2 separate regions of the Homo sapiens genome follow, and region 2 is linked to region 1. The links are chromatin loops, found by intact Hi-C in ENCODE. Cell type or tissue: gastrocnemius medialis. All regions are shown on one strand.

Region 1 (8,000 bases):
CATATTGGTGACATCATAATATAATTTTAAAAGCGTGGACTTTAGGATCTGACACATTCTGCTTCAACTTCTTGTTAACTATGTGATCTTGAGCAAGCCACTTTACCTCTCTGTGCAACTGTCTCCTCATTTGGTAAACAGAGATAATGCTCCCTAATTCACAGTGGTTTTGTAAGGATTAAATAAGATAATGTGTATAAAGAGTCTGGCATACACATTCGGTACATGGCAGCTGTTGGGTGAAAAAGAACAGGAAAGGAGAGAGAAGAAAATTGGAAGCAGTCCAGCAGGCAAGGTGGGATTGGAAGAATGCCAAAAGTAGCAAAATATTTTAATGTTGCACATAAATGACTGAAAGGCATAAAAAAGCTCAAGAATAATGTCCCCTTCTATTATGTTTAAAGCCAAAAATGGAATGGTTTACCCCTGTATGTCACACTAATATTTATTGTCTTTCAATGCTGGGCCCAGATACTCTAGAAGACATGTTCAGTTTTCGCCAGCCACCTAAACTGGATGAAAGAATATTTGCAAGAATCAAATTCTACACATAAATGTATTGAGTATCTGCTGTGTGCCCAGCACCATTGTAGTTTCTAGAGATAGAGTAATTAACAAAATAGAAAAAAAAATAAAAAAATCCCTTCCTCATGGTGTTTACCGTCTAGTAGGGGGTAGGGGAAAATAGGCAGTATATTAGAAGTATATTCAAAGGTGAAAAGCTCTCTGGAGAGAAAGTGGAAAAGTGATTAGGAAGAGAGGTGTAATTTAAATGGGTGATTAGGCAAAATCTTATTGAAAGGTAACATTTGGGCAAAGACTTAAAGAAGGTGTTGGTATAAGATCTCTGACAGTATCTGGGAGAGAAGCTTTGCAGAGAGCTCACATTCAAAAGTCCTGAGGTGAGAGCAACCCTTGATATGTTTGAGGAACAGAAGGAGTTCAGCAAGACTGGAATGGAGTGAGTGAGGAACAACAGCTGAAGACACAATCAGAGGGAGTGGGGAACTTGGTTTTTACCCCAAGTGTGATAGGAAAACCATTGCAGGGTTTGGCACCCAGGGATCAAATGAACTGACATATAATTTGCCCTGTGGAGTCATGGGACATAATTTATGTTTTAAAAAGACTACCTCTGGCTGCTATGTTGAGAATAAAATGTTGGGGGACAAAGATGAAAGCAGAAAGACCAGGTTATTATAAAAATCCAGGTGAGAGATGATAACAGTAATGATGGAGGTAGAAAGAATGTTTTGATTCTGAATTATTTAGAATCATCATTTATAGTGATTAAGGAAGACAGAGGATGGAACAAGTTTGTTTGTTTGACTTTTAAGGGAGGCCTGGGGAAGCTCTGTAATCTAGTTTGGACATATCAAGTTTATTAAAGTAGACAATTAGATATACAAGTCTAGAGTTCAAGGAGAGGTCTGGGGTCTATAGAGACACATATTTGGGAAATGTAACCTTATGAATAATATTTAAAGCCATTGAGACAGAATGAGATCACCAAGGGAGTAAGTACAGATAGAGAACTGAAGAATAAAAGGTATCCCAGGCGTAAGTCTTGTAGCTTGTAAAGGCTGGATGGAAAAGAACCAGAAAAGTCTGAAAAGGATTGTTCAGTGAGAAAAATCAGCAAAGTGTCTCATCCTGGAGGGTAAATGGAGGAAGATTTGAAGAGGTAGTGAGAAGCTAGCTGTATCAAGTGTTGCTGATAGGTCTAATAAAATGAGTTCCAAGAATTGCATAGGATTTGGCAATATGAGCCTCATGGGTTGGCTTAACTCAGACAGTTTTGAAGAGTGGGGAGAGAACTAAGTCTGATTGGAGAAACTTTCAGAGAAAAAGGCAGGAAAGAAATTGGAATCAGGGAGTAAGGACAACTCCTTTGCTCTAAAGGGGAGCAGGGAAATGGAGTGGAAGCTGAAGAGTATAGTGGGATCTAGAGAGTTTTTTTTGGTTTTTTTTTTTTTTTTTTTTTGAGACAGAATCGCGCTCTGTTGTCAGGCTGGAGTGCAGTGGCACGATCTCCGCTCACTGCAACCTCCATCTCCTGGGTTCAAGTGATTCTCCTGCCTCAGCCTCTTGAGTAGCTGGGATTACAGGTGCGTGCCACCACGCCCAGCTAATTTTTGTATTTTTAGTAGACGGGGTTTCACCATGTTGGCCAGAATGGTCTCGATCTCTTGCCCTCGTGATCTGCCCGCCTCGGCCTCCCAAAGTACTGAGATTACAGGCGTGAGCCACTGCGCCTGGCCGAGAGATGTATTTTTGAAGATTCAGGAAATAACATGTTTGCTAGTTGACAGGATGGCCAAGTAAAGAAGGGCCAAGTAATGAGGCAAGAGGTAAAGGAGAGAATTTCTGCAACATGTCTCTAAGTGGGAGGGCTTGGGGTCGCATTCCCAAGAAGAGAGATTGAGCTTAGATAGGACCAGGTGTGGGCCCAGACCAGCAGCATCGGCATCACTTGGGAATTATTAGAAATGCTAATTTTCAGGCCCTTCCCAGGCCTACTGATTCAGAAACTCTGGGGTTGGGGCCAGCAACCTGTTTTAACAAACCGTCTGGGTGATTTTGATGTAAAGTCTGATCTGTGGTAATAGAATACGTAGGTATAGATCCTGGTCCGAGAGTAGATGTGGTCCTAAGAATTGTAGGGAATTATCTTCCAGTTGCTTCTGTGTTCTCAGTTAAATAGGAAGACAGGACATAGCTGAGAGTGAAGACTGGAGGGAAGTTGTTGGAGATCTGGGGAGACAGGAGAAGTTTGATACAGTTGTCTAGGAGAATGGAAGAGTCAGTGACCTGGGGAAGAACTGTGAGTGCCTGAGAGCATTTAGTGCGCACCTGAGTTCATGGCCATGTGTCTACCCAGAGCCCATCAGTATGATTGTGTCTTTTTCTCCAGTGATGAGCAGCTGGAATTGACATGATGATAAAGAGAAAGCCAGAGAAAGAATAAGTGAATAAAATGACTACTGTCTCATAAACAGGAGCTTTACAGGCAAACATTGCTTTCCAGCATGGAAATTGTACCATTTCCTGAAGACCACCTTACCTTTTATTCTTGCAGTCCAAAATCCACCCTGCAACCCCAGCCTACTTGCCTCCTGGTGAGAGTCATGTCTACAGTCTTGGGGCTGCCACACAGCTCATGAGTCCAGAGTGCTGGATACGGCAAGGGCTGCCTGGCTAGTAAGACACAAACTGGTCAGCTAGAGATAAAGTGTGACTCACCGAGTGCCCAGAAAAAAACATTTCTTCATTTTCTCTCCTGACAACTGTATTTTCCTAAATTATTATATAGATAAGAGCTTGTCAGACACAAAAGACCACAATATTATATAATTCCATTTACATGAAATAGGCAAATCTATAGAAACAGAAAGTAGATTAGTGGTTGCTTAGGGTTGAGGTGATAAGGGAGTGACAGCTGAAAGGTATGGGGTTTCTTTTTAAGATGATGAGACTGTTCTAAAATTGACCATGGTGATGACCACACAACTCTGTGAATGTACCATGAACCATTAAACTGTATACTTTCTGTGGGTAAATTGTATGATATGGGAATCATATCTCAATAAAGCTGCTTTTTAAAACTTACATACACACACACACATTTAATTAATCTATTTGTATAGATGAAAACAAGGACTTGTTAATGGAAATAAACCAAATCACTTAAATCTATAACTGAATTTCTTTGTACCTATCTTTAAACAAATAGAACTTCCTTTAAATGCTGAGGGCTTTCCAATATATTAAAAACAAACAAACAAACTTCTAGTCTCTGATATGGGAAATAACTTTTAGGAGTTAAGCTTTTTTCCTTAAAAAAAAAAAAAAAAAAAAAAAGGTAAGCAGAGCTAATTCCCACTTTGTAGTGCTTTGTTGTGAAAAACTTGGACCAAAGTGGCTGTTAATTCTACTTTTCAAAGCTGAATTCTTTCTGACCCTTCAAAACGTATGCTCCCAGGAGTCTTAAGGCGGTGTGTTCCTCTCTCGTCAAAGCAGCATACACATACACTGTTAAGAACATGTTCATTTCTGCTTCTGTCAGCTTTGTGTCTGAGCACTAATAGTGTCCATGGTTTCACTTTTGCATGAACGTTTTTGCTCTAAGCTTAGGGAAGGACACTCTTTTCCATGCCGTAGTTGAAATGTGTAACTTGTCCCTGTTTAGAAAAATGCCGCCACCTACTTGCTTCATGTATCTGGTGATTTAAAGCAACTCCTGAATCATTCAACTTGGCCAGCTTGTCTTTGTGTAGGAACAATCCCAAGCCCATGTAGAGTCTTGCCTTGCAGCACCTGAAAATAAATTCTGTCGAGACTGATGCTCCATCCTCGAATTTTTGATAAATCTTTATGGAAGAGTTATTGGATGCTCATGGAGCAGGCGTGGGTCTGCAGTGGGGGCACGAAGGAAGCATCAGGAGGCCAAGTTAGCTTCTCAGCTAGTGGCTCTGTGACCTTGGGCAAGCCATTTAATTTTCCATTTCCACATCTAAAAATAAGGACTGAATCAAGCGATCTCTGGAGTTCCTTCCAACTCTACACTCTAGAAAAGGCAGTGTACTTCTGAGAGGTTAAGAGCTGGGGCCTCCAGTCAGAGTGACCTGGTTTGAATTCTGGTTTTGCTACTTGCTGGTAACCTCGTTCTAGTTCTTTGGCCTCTGTATGTATCAATGACTTCCTGTTGAAAAAGGAAATAATAATCATACCTGCTGCCCAGGTAGAGCTGTAAGTTACTGATCACAGGACTCATGCTAGAGTAAAAGCTGTTGGTATTCAAAGTAATGATGTGCCCGCACAGATCCACACTGAGCCTGCACTACAGCGTATGCAGTAATGTATACATCTGTACTCAACACAAAAGCAGATGAGATGGCCCCACCTGCATGCTTTTAGTCTAGCTGGGGAACAAAGCTATCATAGGTGAGATGATTACCCGTATGGTACTAAGTACAGAGCAGCAGTCCTTCAGGGGAAGGTTCAATGCCACATGAGAACTGGAGTTGCAGGCAGCTTGGCGCAGGACTGGACTGTGGGTTGGGAGAAAACATAAGCTGAAGCTCCACTTGTTTGTTTGTTTCTTTCCTTCCTCCCCTCTGGCTCTCCTAAGTTTATTTTGGTTTTGAAATCAGGCCTGCCCAGGGGAGTGAATCAAGCAGCAGACCCTTCGGCCTTTTCCTGTCTCTGTGCCTCAGACGGACAGGGCCTCCCACCCTGTTGGTTCTTAGGCGTCGCTTGCATTGCTGGGTGCCCTTTTTAACTTTTCCATCTTCCCCCAAATGAGTCCGAGGCCCCAGCCTCTGTGCCTAATCCTGCCTCTTGGCATGCTTCCTTTCACCTCATTCTCCTCCCTCTCTTCTCTGTTCAAAGTCACTCATCTCCAGCCCTGCGGTGAATAAATTCATACAAAGAGAGTGTTTTGATTTATGTCACCAATTTGATCTCAGAAAACTACAGACCCTGATTCTCCATGCAGTCCATTTATTGTTCATGCACTCACTATTTTGGAAGTGTTGCTCCAAGTGTGAGGTGCCAAGCCACATAACTGAGCTTCTAATTGCAGAGTTCTCCAAGCTGAAGCTGAATGAATGGCTGTGGAATATTAGCCTCTGCTAGAATGCTCAAGGCCTCACAGTGACTGCAGGAGGCTGTCCCACTTGTGTCTAACAGTGTGCATTCACTTGTTTTGTTTGTGTGTTGAATGCATTATATAATTCACTGTGGAATAAACTGTGGAAAGTGCCCACTGCCTGTTTTTGTAAATAAAGTTTTATTGGGCTGTGCTCATTCACTTAACATTGTCTGTGGCTGCTTTCACACTGCATGGCATGGTTGAGTAATTGCAAAAAATACTATTTGGCCCAAAAATCCTAAAATATTTATTATCTAGCTCTGTTCAGATAAAATTTGCCAACACTTGATTTAGATGTGGACATCAGATATTATAGGTCTATAGAGAATAGCCATATAAATTATCTAAATTTCTTTTTTTACTATGAAGCATGTATTTTCCTATAGATCTTAAAAAGATCTATTTCATATTCTATAACCTAAAATTAAGATATTTAGTTTCTTCTCAGAGTTTTGCTTTTGTTTTGTTTTGCTACTTGGATAATATCATAAACATCTGGACTTGTTGGTTCCCAGAGTAGAATTATTTAATGAAAAGGTATCAAAAAATACCTTTTGATATACCAAAAAATATATCAAAAAATTTATTTCATTTTAAAATAAAAACTAAAGGCATCAATAGAAAAACCTTAATAAGCTTAAAGGGCCTCTCCATGAATATTGAGGACATCGTGAATGTTTAGAGCTGGAACAAGACTTCAGGTATCATCTAAACTGATCTCACCATTTGGAAAATTGAAGAAACTGAGAACCAGAGAAGGATGTGCTTAAGGTCACATGACAAGTTACAGCTATCACAACCGAGAACCCAGAACTCCTATCTTTCTGCAAAGGGCTTTTGCCAGTCCTGCAAAAACAAAAAAGGTCACAGAACAGAGCTAATTTGTGCTACTATGAATTCAGATGGCCACCTTCAAATGGGCCATCAACATTTCCCTGAATCCTACTAAATATCTCTGTTCAACATACTCTTCCACTTTCTGTAATGCTGTTTCAGACTTCATCTTCCATAACCCTCTAACATCTCTTTGTCCTCCCTTGCTCTCATCAAATAACCTCACCTTCTCCTTCAGAGAAAATGAAACCTATCTCTCTGTAACTCTAATTGTCCTGACACCAGACACATGAGCCTACCTACATCTGTGTCCATCCTCCCTTCCTCCCAAGTACAGTAGAGGTGTCCACCCTTCTTGTACATACTTGAGACACGTATCTCTCTCCTTCCAGATGGGACTCCCTCCCAGGATCTTTCAGTATGAGTTATCTTTTTCCCTCTCTCAAAAACAAATTACTATCATTATTATTATTAATATATCTTCCTTCTAAACATGTCCACATCTTCCATTAAATTTTTTTAAAGCATATCACCATTTATTCCCTGCAACGAACTCACAATTATTTATTCTCCTCTTTCCAGCCAAACTTCTGAAAGTTTGGCTTCCCAGTCTTTGGCTGGGAAGAGGAGAATAAATGAGCACCATTTCTGTGTCCTTATCTCCCATTTACTCTTCAACTCCATCTGTCTGGCTTCAGGCCCTCTTCCACTAACCAAGTAATACTCATTAAGGCCTCTGATGACCCTCATATTGCTAAATCCAGTGACCATTTTCTAGACCTCATCTCCCTTGACCTCTCAGCAGTATTCAGTACCACTGATTACTCTGTCCTTCTTGTCTCTTCCCTTAGTTCCATGACACAAAACTCTCTGGGATTTCTTTGTACCTCACAGACTCTTGCCAGCTCACTTGATCCTCAGACTCTCTCACTAGCTCGCTGTTTCTTCCTGACTTTTCAATATTAGAGTTCTTTAAATAGTGGGTGCTCCTCTTCTTGCTCTAGCTGCAGTTCTAAAGCAATAGCATCCATGTTGACACCTTCAGTTACCATTTATCTATATGACAATGAAGGCTTCCCCTCACCCCCTCAACACAGTGGATACAGTGGTTTTTGAAATGTAAATCTAATCATTGCTACTTCCTTCACTTAAGACCCTTCAACCTTTTCTGACTTAGGATAAATATAAAATCTTGTCTATGGCCTAAAAGGCCCTGCCCGGCCAGTCTCCTGTCTGTCTCTCCAGACTCATCTCTCTCCAGCTCCCTGTCCTCACCCTTCTGCCTACACCAGCCATCTATCACCCTGTACATAAGTACGGGTCCCTCCCTTCTCCATGAAACCCACACATGGGATTGCCCTTCCCTCTCCTTCCACCTGGGCAACTCCTACTCATCCTTTGACTTCATTCTAGTTGGCACTTCTGGGAGTCTCATCCCACTCATCACTTTGTCTAGAAAGCCTTATCTAAGTGAGAGCCCACATTTTGGCCATAAAGGAAAATGACACATAGC
Region 2 (8,000 bases), 64 kb after region 1:
TAGGTGTTCAGTTGGTAGTAATTTTAATTTATGGAGCCTAGTCTATGTAGCCTGACTTAAATAAATGCTCCATAAATCTGAGCTATCACTAACATTATTATGATTATGCCCTTCAGCTACCTTGTACAAAATAATGAATATGGTTCCCTCCCTTTCTCATCCACTCTATCCTCAATTCCCTTAGGAGCCAGTGGCCAGGAAGACACACCCTCCCCAGCTATGACCCATGCCTCCATGAGTCTAACAATGACCAGAATATTTCACTCCATTTTGCAGGCTTAAATTGTTGAGAATACCAAAGTAGGATCTGTTCACAGTCTCAAGAGCTATCTAAGTCTTCATTTTGGGAACACTAACATACACCAACAAGAGCTCAGAAATGATCATGATTGCATGAGCTTAGAATAAATAAGAAATGTATTTTAAAGGAAAAAGAACTCACCACAGACTGGAATAGTAAGGGAAAGCTGTGTGGATAGGACTGAAACTGAGCTGGGAGAGTCCAGAATGTTCGTGTAAATTGAGAGAAAGGGGAAGCATGAGAATAGATCCTACAGGCTCCTTCCCACCAGTTGAGAATTGTGGATTTGGTCTCTGTAATTACTAGTAGTTAAAAAAAAAAGGGGGGGGGGGGGGCGGGGGGAGACACTTTGAACACTTACTGTATTTCTGCACAAGGCTAGACCTTGTCCATGTGTTGGCTCATGTATTCTTCACATCAACATTGTGAAGTACTTTCACACCAACACTGTGAGGTCCTATAACCTATAACGCTTCCATAGCAATTCTTGAATGTAGTAATAGCAGATTTCCTTTAGAAACAGCCAACAATTTAACTTTTCACTATTTTGGAGATGTCTCTCCTCCCTTGTCCGAATATTCCAAATTTACAAGTCTCATGGCATCAGCTGGGGCAGAGTTCCTGCAGAGACCTACATAAATGGAAGCGAGCAGGCACTGCAGCTTCAGGCTACTGTTAAAAGTTCCCAGGCCAGGCAAAGCCACCTGGGTAGATTCAAAGGCACTGGGAAACACAAGCCAGGAGCCTGCCCTCTGGTGACCAGCTCACCCCATCCCAGATGTTAGTGGACTAACCGATTAAGTCAGTGTTTCAGAGGTCTTAGAAAGATGGCCTTGAGATACCAGCTCCGGCATCCGATACAAATGCCAAAGTAAAAACACGGTTGGTTTACACAGCCTGAGGACAAGGAAGAATAAAGCCATCTAGCTGCCCTTTCTGTCTTCCCTGCTCACAGAGCTTGTCTAAGGCTATGCTACAGTATCTGTTGATGGCTGAGCTGCCTTTTGTTGCAGAACTTTGATGCTAACCAGTTATGGCTGACTCTGCCTTGCATAGAGCACATTATTGCTCAGTAAATAGAAATTCCTAAATGAATAAAAACCTGTATGTGCTCTGTTCAGTTTCGGGGTATTTTGATCTGTTCTTATTATGTTCAATTATTTCCAAATAATATTTATTGAGGTCCCATCATGTTATAGCATTGTGCTTAGACCTGTGGAGATTAAGAGATGGATACATTGATTAGAGTCCAATAAGAGGGAAAAGGGCGCATGTACCATTTACATGATACAAGGAGGACATGGTAAGTTCTTGCCTTATAGAAGAGACATAGACAAATATTATGGATAATTCAGGAGAGAGATTCAAAGAGGTAGAGCAATTTGCCCCAAACCACAGCTAATATATGGCAGAGTCAGAATTTGAACCTTGGCAAGCAGAGCCCATATTCTTACCCACTATCTTTTCCTGCCTCTGAAAAGCAAAATAGGTTTCATTTTCACCAGCACTTCTGGGAGAACAATCCTATTGGTAGTCCATATTGAATTGCTTGTAATGATGAGTCCTCCTAGCAGACCAGTGGCTTTTGGATAAGAAACTGGGCATGAATTATGTCCCTAGGAAATAGTTTTGTGTTTGCAAAGTTACTGGATTATGTGCCTAGGAAATAGTTTTCTCTTTGCAAAGTTATGAGAGGACAATAAATATTACTTCAGATGTTGTGCTAGCCACTATGAGTGTTAAGAAAATTATATACATGTATGTAAATGGATATATCACAAGGTAGAAGGTAGCACATGGAGGAGAGAGATACATGGAAAGTGGGATGGAAGTTTGGAGGGTGGATGGATTGCTTCAAGAAAGCTTAAATGATGAACTAGACCTTGAAGGTTGAGTAAGGATCAAATGTGTGTCTTCATTGTTATGTTATTTGAGCTACCAAGCTAATCAAGCCAGATAAAATGATGGTCAGGCAAACCTAACAGGAAATGCTCACTTCACCAAAATTCTTCTCCCATTTGCCTTGCACAGAATCTAGGAATCCAATTTTAGAGATACATTCCTTGGGCCATGGCCCAATGCTTTCCAGGCATCCTCTTTAAAACACAACTTCTGCTGTGAGGTGACTCATCCCAGGTTCTTAGCCATTAATATAGTGGTATGGAGTCATTTATGAAATTCTTTTTTTTGGGGTGGGGGGAATGCTCTTTAAAAATCATGTTTAGAGGAGAAGAGTTTGGAGAGTAAGGCAAGGGAAGAGAGGTCATGTGGATGCATAAGTGAAGAACTTACAATTAGTGCATGCTTACAATGTGCAGGACACTGTTCTAAGACCTTTTTATATATAAACCTATTTGGTCATCAAAACAATAGTATATTCCCATTTTACAGAAAACCCACATCTCTAAAGTTCCAGAAGCAACTTTTTTTATTTTTATTTTTATTTTTTTGGCCTCTCTAATGACCACCTCTCACGAGGCTACCAAGAAATATAAGGGATGAGCCATTCCTTCAAATGGCTTCTGGACTAGGTCAAAGTTTACAGTCCTTGGCAACCAGAAGCAACTTTAACTGAACTATAGAAGGTCAGGTCAGGTTTTAGAGTCAGAAGACCTGGGTTTGAGTCCAGTTCCATCATGTACATCCACATCACTTTCTAAATTCAGTTTCCACACATGTAAAACAGGGATGATAATTCTGTCCACATTCCCCACCCCCATACAAATTTTGCCAAGCACCTGTTATTCATAAGGCTCTTTTGCAAGTGCTAGAGACACAGTAATGACCACAACAGTGCTCATCCCTATTTCTGTCATGCTTACATTTCCAGTGAGGACAGACAAAACAGTTCCCATTGGTGACAAGTATGATGAAGAACCTAAAGTAAGATGATAGAGAGAAAATGGTTGGAGAGCTGGTCAGGAAAGGCCTCCCTCAAACCTCAATGACAGGGAGCTGGTGATATAAGGATTTGGACAGGGGCACTGCAGCATAGGAAAGAGCTTCTGCAAGATGCTGCTGTGGGAATGGGCTTCCTATGTTAGAGGCAGCCCATGTGGCTGGAGGATAGAGAGAAGGGGGCAGAGCCATGGGTGAGGAGCTCAGCCAGAGGGAGGCTCAGTGGGGCCTTGAGGCCACTGTAAGGCCTGAAGATTTTATTCTAATATTGGTGGGAAGTCATCAGATTATTTTAAGAACCAGAGAAATACACTCTTATTTATACTTTTAAATGCTCACTCTGGCTGCTCTGTGGAAAATAGATTATAAGTGGCTGAGAGCAAAAGCAAGGAGACTTGTTATGAATATAAATGAGTAACAGGAAAATTAAATGAGGTAGTAAGTACAATTTCTAAAGAACTTTCAAAGCACAAATAAAACAATAGCTATTAATAGGTCAATTACTACTCATCAAACTAAGGGCGATAAGGAGAACATATCGGTTAATAGCACAAAAGGCAAAGAGGAGCAGGTGAAGTGCTTCTCTTAATTTTAGGTTCCTTGTCAGTTAAGCAGTATATATTCCCTGGATGTTTGTGAAGATAAAGTGTCTAGCTCAGTTCCTGGCTCATAGTAAATGCTCAACCAAACATTATTCTCCTGTCCTGCACGATTCTAAAAAAAAATCAGTTGAGGCGTACATAGTCTGAGAATTCAGCAAGGCTAAACCTTATGGGTTGAAGTAAAAAAATTAAAATGGAAATTTGAGGCTTCATACCTAATAGTCTGATGCTACACAATGATAATTCTACACACTCTCTGGGTTTACAAAGCACGTTTTATACACACACCCCTAATGCAGAATATGGTTTGCAGTCAGTCTCAGTACCTAATATTAATGGCCTTTTAATGCAAGCTAAACTCTTGCAATGAGTGCCATGAAATCCCAGCCTACGCAGCTTACCCCTTCTGACCACTTTGTCATAATCCTATTTCCTTTGCTTTAGCTCTTTTCTAAGGTATCAGCTCGCTCTTGTGTCCTGAAATACTTGAATATTTTAATCTAATTCTCCCTTCTTTGATGGACAGATTTATTTTCTATCATCTTTAATGAAATATCCAGAGATAGGATGTAAGTAGTTATGTTAATGCGATTTATGTTTGTTTCTCTTTTGCAAAAGAACACTTTGGATCAGTGTTGTGTCAATCAAAGCCATCAGAATGATGGTCATCGAATGCAAACCTAATCATTCAAGCCTAAACTCCCTTGAGACACACAAGCCAATGCAGTTCACATGTCCCTATCTAGTTATTATTTTATTTTGTTCTACTTATTTTTAATTCACCATAACTAATTAAATTGATTAATTGTGTTGATGTCTAGAATGTGAAGTATTGAAAGCCAGATGTTAGCTGGGATTCATTAAAGAGTAAACGGTTCATAATTTATATGAATAACAAGATATGATCGTTTCTAGAATGCTCGTTTTTTAAAAAAAAATATTACTTCTACTACTGTGTGCATTGTGTCCCAGATAATGCTCAGAACAACAGGCTTTTATTTTTAATTTTTTATTTATTTCAATAGGTTTTTGGGGAACATGTGGTGTTTGGTTTCATGAATAAGTTCTTCAGTGGTGATTTCTGAGATTTTGGTGCACCCACCACCTGAGCAGTGTACACTGTACCCAATGTGTAGTCTTTTATCCCTCATCACCCTGACCCTTTCTGAAGTCCCCAAAGTCCAATGTATCATTCTTATGCCTTTGCATCCTCATAGCCCAGCTCCCACACATGAGTGAAAACGTATGATGTTTGGTTTTCCATTCCTGAGTTACTTCACTTAGAATAATAGTCTCCACTTGCATCCAGGTTGCTATGAATGTCATTATTTCATTCTTTTTTATGTCTGAGTAGTATTCCATGGTGTATACATATATATCACATTTTCTTTATCCATGAGTTGATTGATGGGCATTTGGGCTGGTTCCATATTTTTGCAATTGCAATTTGTGCTGTTATAAACATGTGTGTGCAAATGTCTTTTTCATATAATGACTTCTTTTCCTCTGGGTAGATACCTAGTAGTAGGATTGGTGGATCAAACGGTAGACCCACTTTTAGTTCTTTAAGGAATCTCCACACTGTTTTCCAAGTGACAACAGGCTTTTTGAGTAAATACTTATTTACATCCATACCTGCAATCTGAGTAAATACTTATTTACATCCATACCTGCAATCTACAAGATAATATCTAATTAACACCTGACTTTTAAGGCGTCACTCAGTAGACCTCAAAACAATGGATGACTTTTTGAATGATAATGAAAATTTACTCTGAGGTTGTGTAAAATATTGGAGTCTGAAGAAACTACACGCTTATTCAAAATCTGTCACTAATTTATTTTCTTACCTTAAATTTATCTTAACCCTGTGGATCTCAAACTCTGTTGGGTATCAGAATCACCTGGAGAACTTGATAGATCTATGCATGCCCACACCCTATCCAAATTTCAAAAAGCCTGGTCTTCAGTGTTGTTTAATAGTGCCTCAGGTGATACTGATACACATCAAACTTTGAGAATCACTGACTTAACCTTTTGGGATGTTAATCTCCCTAAAAAGAAATATCCCATTTGTGTGAGCTTTGAAGGAACAAAAGGATATGGGCATTAGACATAGGAAATTACTGAAGACCATTATTGCCAACCACAGGTATGTGGAGGTAACTTGCAGTTCTCACCAACAACAGTATATCCAGTAGGTAGAATTCAAGGACCCCAGTGTCATGGGAGTCTCATCCTTCCTTGGGAATGGCATAGGAATTGCATGTTGCCCCTCTGTTCTTGCGAGGATCAGAATCAAGAATCCTCCTTAAATAAATTCCTGTTGAGTTTTCTCATGACCCAACCGGGACTTCTCAGTCTCCAGGTTTCCCAGCAGTGCCCCAACCAATAAACCTGCCAGTTAAGCAACTGAATATCATTATTACGAATGTAATTACAGACAGTAATTATGAGCTTGTAATTGCCTCCCATGAATGAAGCCCTTTTCCCAAACCATCTCAGCTGCTTTTCTTTGGAAAATGAAAGCAATCCTATCCCTTACCTCACCCCAAGTGTAGCCTTCCTTGCTTAGAAAAAAACCCCTTCTTGCTGGCCCAAGGGACATGGTAAGCAAGCTTTAATAGGCTGCACTTTAAGGGGCAATGTCCTCTTGGAGTGGAGCCCCTGTTAGCATCTCTCAGCCAAGCATTGTTTCCCTAGGGAGTAATGACTACCCAGTTTGGCTGTTTTTCTTAATTTCTGTGGGGTCAAGGGAATTAATACCAAATTTTAGGAATTTTCTGCAGAAAAATCACATCTTAAAGGCTTTTCAAAATAGTTTGAGAACTTTAACCTTATTTAAATTAAGCTTTGCGAGATGCAATTTGCTGAGGATTTAGAGTATCTGAAAATAAAGCAGACACCATAAAAACATGTGTGCTGAGAAGAATTTTCATGTCTGTAGAAATAAAATCAATCTCATTAGGCCCAGAATTAACCCCTGCCCCCAGTAACTTTATATTTAGCTCATGAAAAACCTCAAGCCCTTATGGATAAAGGTACTTGAATGAGTTACACATGGATATGTTTAGCTCGAAATGCAATACGATCTTTCAAGATCTCAATCTGTTGTTGCCTTTTAATGGCTACTGAGAATAAGTGCCTGTAATTGCACCAGTAGCTAGCACAGTCGAAAGTGGTAGAAGTCCACACCTTTTTGATTTACCATGCAATGAATAATGCCATATAAACTCTGAAAAGGAAGAATCTATGTTTATATAATGTGCCTAATACAATGCTTAGCACAGCCCTTTGCATACAGTGAATTTTCAGAGCTCTTCTCTGAATAAGATCAAATGTTACACCCAAAAGCTAGCACAGTGTACAATTTTTAAAAGGAGACTTATTGCTTACTGGCCAAAGTAAGCTATTTCAAGCCACAGCATTTCCATTTACTATGACAAAGGAATCGTGTGTTGATTGTTACTTTGTTACTATTGTTCATGGTTTTCTCCTGGAGTAGAAATACAATGTGCATGGGCATTGGCATTTTCTCATAGTAATATGAAAACCCGGAAGGGTAAATGCAACTTTCAAAAGTGACTGAGTAATTTACACTTTTAGAGAAACCATCCTAACCAACATTAGCTGAAGACATCTGGTAGCTTTCGAGAGGGTGCTTATGAAAACCTAAAGCATTTTTAACCCTCATGTTAAATAATTTAAAATTCACTTTAAATGTTTGAAAGTCAGCTTAAAATTCAGTGTGCTGTGCACAGGTCAGGATAGACATGTCTCTCTAAGCCCCAGGGATATGGGTATCCATGGTCTTCTCGTAATTTCACTGTTAAAAAAAATTCACATATAAATTTGTGAATTATGATCACTTTAAAAAGACCATATAAACTCTGAAAAGGAGGACTCACATATTTATATTATATTTTTTCTAATTTTGACAAACAGTAGCTTAAGAATTTCTGAAAATATGGATGACCAGATGGATTGTTTTTTTAATGTGTACAACATGCATACAAATATGTATATATATATATATTAGCTTGCTCATTTTTGCTCTCTATATCCATGTGCAGTAAAGATATTTAAGGAAGTAAAATTTGCCACCAGGGAAGGTTAGTGTCAGAAATTTTTCATCATATTATTACATTTTTTCCCATTTTCTGTAGGCCAGACCCTCAAGTCCCTATAAATTGAATAGA

The links. Hi-C counts contacts between places; a loop is a spot of excess contacts. Peaks named below come from ENCODE experiments on the same cell type or tissue, not always from the same donor. Only the 100,000 strongest peaks of a DNase experiment are listed, where the experiment ranks them.
Region 2: it touches region 1 in a loop (2.9-fold over the local background); 5 of 110 quality-filtered maps call a loop at or near these places.

What each region holds. Positions count from the first base shown.
Region 1 is chr3:24,255,482-24,263,481 of GRCh38, reverse strand. The region is part of intron 3 of THRB (thyroid hormone receptor beta); the gene reads left to right. Among named protein-coding and RNA genes, the nearest start is that of THRB-AS2, 110 kb to the right of the region's middle. In gastrocnemius medialis, no CTCF peak of the experiment used is centred here; a DNase peak (open chromatin) is centred at 3,161; H3K4me3 peaks cover 1,347 bases; H3K27ac peaks cover 7,089 bases.
Region 2 is chr3:24,191,089-24,199,088 of GRCh38, reverse strand. All of the region lies in intron 4 of THRB (thyroid hormone receptor beta), which reads left to right. Among named protein-coding and RNA genes, the nearest start is that of THRB-AS2, 44 kb to the right of the region's middle. In gastrocnemius medialis, no CTCF peak of the experiment used is centred here; a DNase peak (open chromatin) is centred at 3,028; H3K4me3 peaks cover 932 bases; H3K27ac peaks cover 7,407 bases.